Regions from separate parts of the Homo sapiens genome. Here region 1 is linked to region 2. Evidence: chromatin loops called from intact Hi-C (ENCODE). Cell type or tissue: natural killer cell. All regions are shown on one strand. Links, peaks and the distances in the headings refer to the core of each region. The heading gives the core; the rest is flanking DNA.

Region 1 (4,235 bases), core at 1-4,000, 69 kb before region 2:
AAATTAATCTTGTATTCCTGGAATAAACTCCATTTGGTCATGCTATATTATTATTATTATTATTATTATTTATTTATTTTTTTTGAGATGAAGTCTTGCTCTGTTGTCATGCTGGAGTACAGTGGCACAATCTTGGCTCACTGCAACCTCCGCCTCCCAGGTTCAAGTGATTCTCTTACTTCAGCTTCTTGAGTAACTGGGACTACAGGCATGTGCCACCATGCCCAGCTAATTTTTGTATTTTTATTAGAGAAGAGGTTTCATCATATTGGCCAGGATGGTCTCGATCTCTTGATTTCGTGATCTGTCTGCCTCGGCCTCCCAAATATTAACCTTTTTATACATTGCTGGATTCAACTTGCCATTTCATTAAATATTTTTTTATCTGTCTGGAGGAAGGAACATCTTTGTCTAATAGTCACGAATGCACTCTATAGGCTAGCAGTAGCCCTGAGACGAGACAGAGTGACAAAGTGTGAAAAGAATGAACTTTTACACTGTGCTCTTATACTGTGTTCTATTGTTTGAGTTTTTGTACAAAGCATGTATTTCTTTTACAAAAACTAAAAAGATTTATTTTTTTCAAGTAGCCATCGTGGCAGAGCATTAGAAGCAACCACAGGTTTCTGTTCAGGGTCTTAAGGAAAATGAAGCCAGCAGCCTGCTGAAACAGCTGGGGCCGGAGTGTGCACAGGAGAGGGTTCCAGGACGCACGGGGAGGCTGGGAGCAGAGAGAGGGCTTGGGGACTCCTTATAGCAGACTTTTGCTTTGCCTATTTAGACTGGAAATTTCCTAAGAGATAGAAGAACACTTTCTCAAGTTCATGACCTTGACAGAAGTTTATCTGGGGTCAAATATGCAGAGTACTCAAGAAAAATTATCAGAAATTTTTAAGAAGGTGATGACTTTCACTAGAATCCCAGAATTGCCTGAAAAGGAGGAGAAAAGAAATAGTGGAGACTGTACAATTATATTCTGTCTCGGCCTGGGCACCCACCCTCCTCCTGTCACTTTTGTCATAGTTAATCTCGTTAGCCTTGGCCTGTCCTGTCACCTTGGTCTCACTCTCCCCCTTCTGGTTTTCTGTGACCCCTGCTAAGACCTCTTTCTCAACTCTCTTTAGTGGGGCTAGTGAGGCTCCCACCTCATCCCTGATAAGACTGCCCTCTCCCTGCTTCCTCTCTTCCCCTGAAACCTGCTCAAAGTGCACTACCTCCAAGCAGGGGTCCCAATTCATGTCTCCTCAGCATTTATGGGCCCAACTCAATATTTCTGTATTGAGCTCTTGAATCAGTTGGCCTTGGTTCAAATCCTGTTTCTAATTCTTAACTAGTTGCGTCATTTGGGCAAAGTGCTTCATCTTTTAAACCTCAGTTTTCACTACTAAAAAAATGAAGATAATAACAGTGGCTGCCTCATAGTACTGTTGTGGAGATTAAAGGAGATTATCTTTGTAAAGCACTTACAGTTGTGAAACACAATAATCGGGCAATACATGATACCCGTGCTGTTGCTGTTGCTGTTGCTGCTGCTGGGAAAAGATGTGGACTTAAACATTTATCTTTGTAAAATTTCAGTGGTAAAAACTAACATTTATTTCCACTGCCCCCCCACCCCCGCCAACCCCGAACAGTTTGTATAACACCTTGGTTATGTAGCAAGGACAGGTGTCATTATCACCACATTTGACAGATAGCAAAGCTAAGGCTGAAAAGTCCACAATCACAAAACTAGGAAGTGGTAGAGCTGGCATTGGAAACCACGGCTATGGCTCTTGCATTTCACATCATTTCCACCACATATCCTACCACGTGTTCTTCCTTTGCCTGACTCTCTCCCCAGTGGCCGGGTTAGGGGCACTCAGACAGTGGGTGGGACCGCAGGGTAGGGCCTGGCTAAGCAGGAAGGGTACAGGATCATAGCATGGGGAAGACACCTCTGCTTCTCACCTGGATCCAGAGAAGGAGACTAGCTGAGAGGGGCTGTTGGGCCCTGCCAGGCACGCGTGTCATCTCACAGGTGACTTTACAGGTATGCGGACTCAGGGGAAAGAAGAGAAGGAGGGGCCCAAGACAAGAGTAAGTCTGCACTTCTCTGACCTGGATAAAACATATACAAAGAGAATCCTGAGCCCAGAATATTCTCTCAGGCAGCTGGCCAAATAGTTATGGAGTGACCGAAAGAAGGACCCAATGTTCTTGGCCTGCTTGAATGTTAAAAAAAAAAAAAAATTTATTTCCATAGGTTTTTGAGGAACAGGTGGTATTTGCTTACACGAATAAGTTCTTTAGTGGTTATTTGTGAGATATTGGTGCACCCATCACCCAAGCAGTATACACTGAACCTGATTTGTAGTCCTTTATCCCTCACCCCCTTCACACCCTTTCCCCCTGGGTCCCCAAATTCTGTGTGTCATTCTTATGCCTTTGCATCCTCACAGCTTAGCTCCCACTTCTGAGTGAGAACATACAATGTTTGGTTTTCCATTCCTGAGTTACTTCACTTAGAATAGTAGTCTCCAGTCCCATCCTGCAAATGTTGTCAATTCATTCCTTTTTGTGGCTGAGTAGTATTCCAATATATATATATATATCACAGTTTCTAAAAGAAGACCTGCTTCACCTCCCCATAGAGGAGTTTGAAGCCTTATGGGGCTTGATTGCTTCTGTTGTAAAAATTATACCTGCTTATTATTTTAATCTTGGAAAAATAGAAATATAGAAAATTTAAAAAATTCACCACTACACAAAACAACTACTGTTAACACTTTGATGTATTTTCTTTTTGAACATGCTTTTCTAAAGTATTTAGCTTTAGTCAGTTAAACAATATTTCTCTGCTCATCCTATACCTCCAGTCTTATCCTAGGCCTTCTTTTCTGTGCCTAGGATTTAGTGGTCATATTGATTATTCAATTTTGATTTTTCCTTTTCCCACTTAACATTAAAACAGAATTTTTTGGTTTGCATAAGCCCAGTAATTTTTATTAGTTATGTAATATTTCATTGGTGGACACAGTTAACTCCTAATCCCTTTTTTGGACACTTGTTTTGGGAAAATATATACAGGATACTGTGTATATTTTTGGTAGGGAGGTGGAAGTAACTCTCACCAACTGTAGAAAATTCCATTTAGTATGTGTCTCTAAATCACTTTCCTTTACAGATATCAGTTTCTAATTCATCAGTGTCTCTGTCCTAAAGCTTTAGGAAGATGTATCTCTGGTTTTAATATCACTCTGGTAGAAACTAAAAGTGCTGAAATAGCAACAATCTCAGAAAATACCCGACCTGATAGCTTTTTGGGCATAATCATACACACCTCATATTGCCTAGGTCAGCAGATAGTTGACAGGTAGACCATAATAAGAAAACCCTGCTAACTAAGCAATAGTTACTAGACTGACTGTTCCCAAGTAGAAGGCTGTATTTATTTTTTTGTCACTTTTAGTGTCAGGGTAGCCAAACCCATGAATTTGTCTTTGGCCCACTGCCAGCTCCAGGAGAGGTATAAGGTGACACCTCAGCATTCTGGCAGGGAAACATGGAGACACCTTCTTCCCACCTCTCTATGTCACTCACTGCCTTGGAGTCACTGTGAGCAGGCAGGTGTATGCTTGAGGTGCCAGAGCACAGGCTTTGGTAGTGGCTGGGTCATGCTGCTGGGAGGGTGCCAGAGACGAGCAGCACAGCCTTGGCAGAGGCTGCCACTCTTGTGGAACAGCACAGAGGGGCACGAAGCCAAGGCTATGCTGAGCCAGGCGGTTATAGCAGCTGGAGTCTCGTTAGCCCTGCGGGGAGAAAGAGCATCTCCATCATCATGGCTGGAGGCCGGGACCATGGAGGCAGACAAAGGAGCTATGGAGGTGGACAGTTTGGGGTGGGAAGCCTAGCAAGGAGGGCTTTGGTCTTGACAGTGGTTTTGGGGAGCATGGGTCTGTAGGTTCTCTGGTCTGCCCTGGAGGCATCCAGGAAGTTGTGATAAACCAAAGCTTGTTGGAGTCTCTGGATGTGATGATTGACACTGAGGTCTAGGAGGTAAAGTAGTAGGAGCAGGAGCAGATCAAGAAACTCAACAAGTTTTCCTTCTTCATTGACAAAGTGAGTGCCCATGCTTGGAGGTTAGAAAGCCGGAGCTGGATAACTTGAGGGACGTTCGGAAAAGGCCTGTTTGCCGTGATGGAAATGTAGCCTGTGGCTACGGTATTGGACAGTGCAGGTCCAGATTATCTGAG
Region 2 (4,520 bases), core at 296-4,295:
GGACATGGAACATGTGTGGGGTGCAGAGGGTATGCATCAGGCGCCTCTGTTGGCCACACCAGGTTCCTGCTCTCGGAGTGGGGCATGGTCTGTTGACTGAGGGACACAGCTGTCGATGAAGCCCTCCTGGGTTCCCTTGCCCTGTGCCATGGTACTACTTCCATGTTAGTGGGCGGGGGGGTGGGGGTGGGGGGCCTGTCTTACCTGACAGCAGCAAATTTTAAACACTGCGTCAGTGGGGAGATGATATTGGAGGCTGGAGGATCCTTCCTGTGACCTCTCTGAGAACCAGGTCTGCTCTGCTAGTGATAGAATTGACCAGCGGAAAGATCTGAGCCTGTTCTCCTTCTGGTGCCCCCACAACCCTCCATGCTCTGCAGGCAAACACAGGGACAACTCTACGACTCTACATTTGGCCGATTCACAAATTCCATGAGCATAGTTCCTCCCTCTCTGTTAGCAACAGGCATCGCAATGCCCCCCAGATGTTCATCAGAGTCCAGCTTCTGAGGTTGTGCCTATAATTTAGGGCCTTATCCTCCTGCTCTAAGGGAAGGCCAGATGTGGGAGCCTTCACACAGACTCTCCCCAGAGTGCTGGAGTCCAGAAACACTCATCTGGATGCTAACAGATCAGAAGGATCCCCAATGGGGAGAGGTCCTGCAGCAGGAATCTGATCACAGTGGGACCGTGGCATACTGTCTCATCCTCAGGGCTGGCCTTGCTAGGGGATCGGGCATGATTTTCCTGAACCTGTAGTATTTTGAATCTGTAGATACTGGTGGCCTCCGGTCTCAGGCACTATCTAACTTTGCAAACATCGACATTTCTTCCTGACCTCCTGAAATGCAACTGCTTCCACAGCTTCATGTGATAACAGCTTTGAATACTCCTCTGCAATAGAAAATAGAAGAGACAAAGTTCTGGTGTTGGCTTTGCAGCTTTTACTCCTTGTCACCTAGGGCCCCATCTGCAAAATGAGGGCATTGTTCTACTTAACTGGTATGAGCTAAATGTAATTTTCTGTTCTGATGGTCTCTCTGTTCTTTGCCCTTCAGCGTGCCAGCCTGGAGACGGCCATCGCTGACGCTGAGCAGCGGGGAGACAATGCCCTGAAGGATGCCCAGGCCAAGCTGGATGAGCTGGAGGGCGCCCTGCACCAGGCCAAGGAGGAGCTGGCGCGGATGCTGCGCGAGTACCAGGAGCTCATGAGCCTGAAACTGGCCCTGGACATGGAGATTGCCACCTACCGCAAGCTGCTGGAGGGCGAGGAGTGCAGGTAGGTGGGGTGGAGGGGAAAGTGTGAGAAGGGACTGGGGTGTGGCTCCTGTCTGGCTGAGGGGCCACCTGGAGAACAACATGGTTAGTGCCAATACAAGCAAGAGATGTGGTGATTTCGTGAACTCAGAGGCAGCTTCCTGCAAGGGGTTGTTGGACATGAGCCATGAAGCGTAGATGGCCGTGTGCTGCTGTGATGAGAACCGGGGGCTCAGACAGACCTGGGGCTAATGACTGGCTCTTCAGCAGGGGCTAATTATTGGCTTTATCCTATGCTAGTGGTGTGGTCTCGGTAAATCATCTAGTATCTCCAGGACTCTTGTTTTCTCATCTGTAAGATGAAGGCGATAGTGTCAGTTTCGTAAGTTGTTATAAGGATGAGTTTAAATGATGCACGTATAAAAGCAGGAGCCCATTGATGTTTAGTGGAATCTCGACACTGAGTTTTTATCTTTCTCTAACTTTCTGTCTCACAGGATGTCTGGTGAGAATCCATCCTCTGTGAGCATCTGTGAGTATTCTTGAGAGATGCCTTGGGTTGGGAAAGCCAGGGACCCTGGGACAAAGTGATGTCACCTCCATTTACTGTCTCACCTCCCAAGAAGCTTCTGTTACTGTCTTGGGAAGGTTTCTGGGCTTCAAAGGAAATGTTCTCCCTTTTCATCCTGTGAAATGGTGACTGAGGTCATGCCCACCCTTTTCCCTTCCTGTTTCTCCCCTGGGACGTTGTCATTTGGAGAAAGGGTTGGTGGACATGGATTTTCCTAGCATTTCCAGGAGGGCAGGGACTGTATCTATCTGATGGGGTCTTCACCTCACACGAAGTCCGGCCCGTAATAGGCTCTCAGTTCATCTCTGTAGTGCTTCTTGACTACTGAGGGTGGTTCTGCGGATTAAATGAGGTGTTGTTGTGGAGAAGCCCTTGGGGACAGCCGTTACCATAGCTGTTATCTGCTGATTGACACTGCTCCTCTCCCCTGCTCTTGGCCCCTCCTCCTCAGCTGTCATCAGCAGTAGCAGCTACAGCTACCACCACCCCAGCTCTGCGGGTGTTGACCTTGGGGCCAGCGCTGTGGCAGGCAGCTCTGGCAGCACCCAGAGCGGGCAGACCAAGACCACAGAGGCGCGAGGGGGAGACCTCAAGGACACCCAGGGCAAGAGCACCCCAGCCAGCATCCCAGCAAGGAAAGCCACCCGCTAGACCCATGGCCTCACCCACCTCAGCACTTGGAAGAAGAGGTGACTTTGCCACCCCCAAAGGTGTCTGCCACACCCAAGTTCCCAGGCCCTGAGTTTTAAAACTGTCTGTAGTACACTCAACTGTCTGCATCGTGGTTTAGCTTTTACTTTCAAGCTCTGATTGACACAGTCACCTTCCCTGTTTCCTTAGGTCCCATGTGGACTAACGACTTCTCATTTTCCTCGCTGCCTTTGGCTGGCAGGAGGCTTTGGAGGCACAAGCCATTATAACCTTCTTGGCCCTAAGGAAGCTGTGATCATCCCTAGAAAGAGGGAAGGAGCAGGAGACGACAGGGGAGGGGCTGGTTTGTTCTGTGCTTAGGCCAAGTTAGCTACTGTCTGAGAGGTTTTACATCCCCTGCCAGCATGGTGGGGTGACACGAGACCTGTAAGCAGGTGGTGAGAAGTTAGACAGCCTTTACTTGCTCCATCAGAAACAACTTTGCAGGATGACGCCAATATTTAGGACACCACGTGTACATCTGTAGACCACCAGCTGCACCCATCTCCACAAAGCCAAGTGAAGGTGTATTGGGGATTCTCTGCCAGCCTGTGTCACCCACCCACCTCCTTCATTATCAGCAATAGCTACCATCATTTGTCAAGCACCTACTAGATGCCAGACACCCTACACATATTGCCTCCTGTTCTCATCCATTCCTGCAAAGAAGATGCAATGAGCATCCTTGGAACAGACTGGGAGCCTGATCCCAAGAGGCTGCTGAACTGGCCCCAGTCACCCACCTATGTGCCAGAGTCAGGCCTGGCCGACACAAGGATCTATGCTTTTTCTGTGGTGTGTCACTGCCTTTTTAACAAAAGGGCTGTCAAAGTCACCATTCTTTTTGATGAGGGCAGCGTAATTACATTGCCTTTTGTCAGGACTGTGGGTATGTGATTTGTCTTCCACAGTCTCTCTGGGGCTGTGTCCTACATAGCTTCTGACTCTCAATTTTTGGTGCCATGAGCTGAGCTCAGTGAGTGGAGCTGGCTTTTCTGTCGCTGAGTGCTACTGCCTAGTCCAGATGTCGTGGCTCAGGGTGTAAATATTCCTAAGAATGGCAGCATCTATTTCCTCTTTTGTTTGAATTAAAGACTCTGAATTTCTGCTGTATATTCATTAAGTTGTCCTTGAGTGTTGTCAGAGGTATGCTTCTGTCAGTCTGTTAATCTTTCCAAATGTTCCACCCTCTAGTGATGATGTGCCACCCTCCATTTCTCCCCAGCAAGCGTGCAGGACTCTTGCTGGGAAGCTGCAGGCCAACTCAGATGAGGCTGCTCTGGAGGCAATCTCAGGCTGCTGGAAGAGACAGATACACACTCATGTAAATCAGGGAAGGGCAGCCTAAGGCAGCAATGCTAGTAAGGGACTGGAATAGAGAGGCTAAGCAAGGAAGGCTTCCTGGAAGAGGAGGAGAGTTTAATTAAATAACCAGAAAGATGGACACATGGGCTCCTGGAGAGGGAATTTAAATCACAGCAACATAGTAGTTTGGACACAGGCTTTCATGTGCTTATTTAGTAGGGGGTGGGAGATCTCAGATTTTCCAAAGTCAATACAGATTGGGTATACCTTATCCAAAATTCTTGGGACCAGAAACATTCCTGACTTTGGATTTTGAAATGTTTGCATGTGCATAATGAGATACTTCGGGGATGGAACCCAAATCAAAACATGAACTTCATTTATGTTTCATATATACCTTCTGCGTAGGCTAAAGATAATTTTGTACAAATTTTAAATAAAATGCTCCAAAAGTTTTGGAGCACTTTGGATTTCAGACTTTTGGATTAGAGATGCTTAATCTGCAGTGGGGCTGGGTGGATTTCTAAGTCCCTCAGCTGTGGCCGGCAGAGTCTAGCTGTCTAAGCAGCTTTCAAATTTGTCTTGTGTCATGGGTGTGCCCAAAGATGTTCACCTCTACAGGCCTCAAGATAATGGGGACAGGCCTTGGGAGGATGGGGACTCTGGCCTAAGTAGTGGCCTCCATTCACCTCCCTGT

The links. A loop is a pair of places that touch in the nucleus more often than their neighbours do. Peaks named below come from ENCODE experiments on the same cell type or tissue, not always from the same donor. Only the 100,000 strongest peaks of a DNase experiment are listed, where the experiment ranks them.
Region 1: a loop joins it to region 2, with 6 times the contacts of the local background. A loop is called at or near these places in 1 of 110 quality-filtered maps.

The regions. Positions count from the first base shown.
Region 1 is chr12:52,633,958-52,638,192 of GRCh38, reverse strand. It overlaps the pseudogene KRT128P. Among named protein-coding and RNA genes, the nearest start is that of KRT2, 16 kb to the left of the region's middle. In natural killer cell, for the core only: no CTCF peak of the experiment used is centred there; no DNase peak of the experiment used is centred there.
Region 2 is chr12:52,564,928-52,569,447 of GRCh38, reverse strand. KRT74 (keratin 74) reads left to right here. Exons shown (of 9, transcript NM_175053.4): 7 at 1,059-1,279; 8 at 1,755-1,789; 9 at 2,280-3,666. The coding sequence ends at 2,479. Among named protein-coding and RNA genes, the nearest start is that of KRT74, 6.7 kb to the left of the region's middle. In natural killer cell, for the core only: no CTCF peak of the experiment used is centred there; a DNase peak (open chromatin) is centred at 2,457; H3K27ac peaks cover 2,245 bases.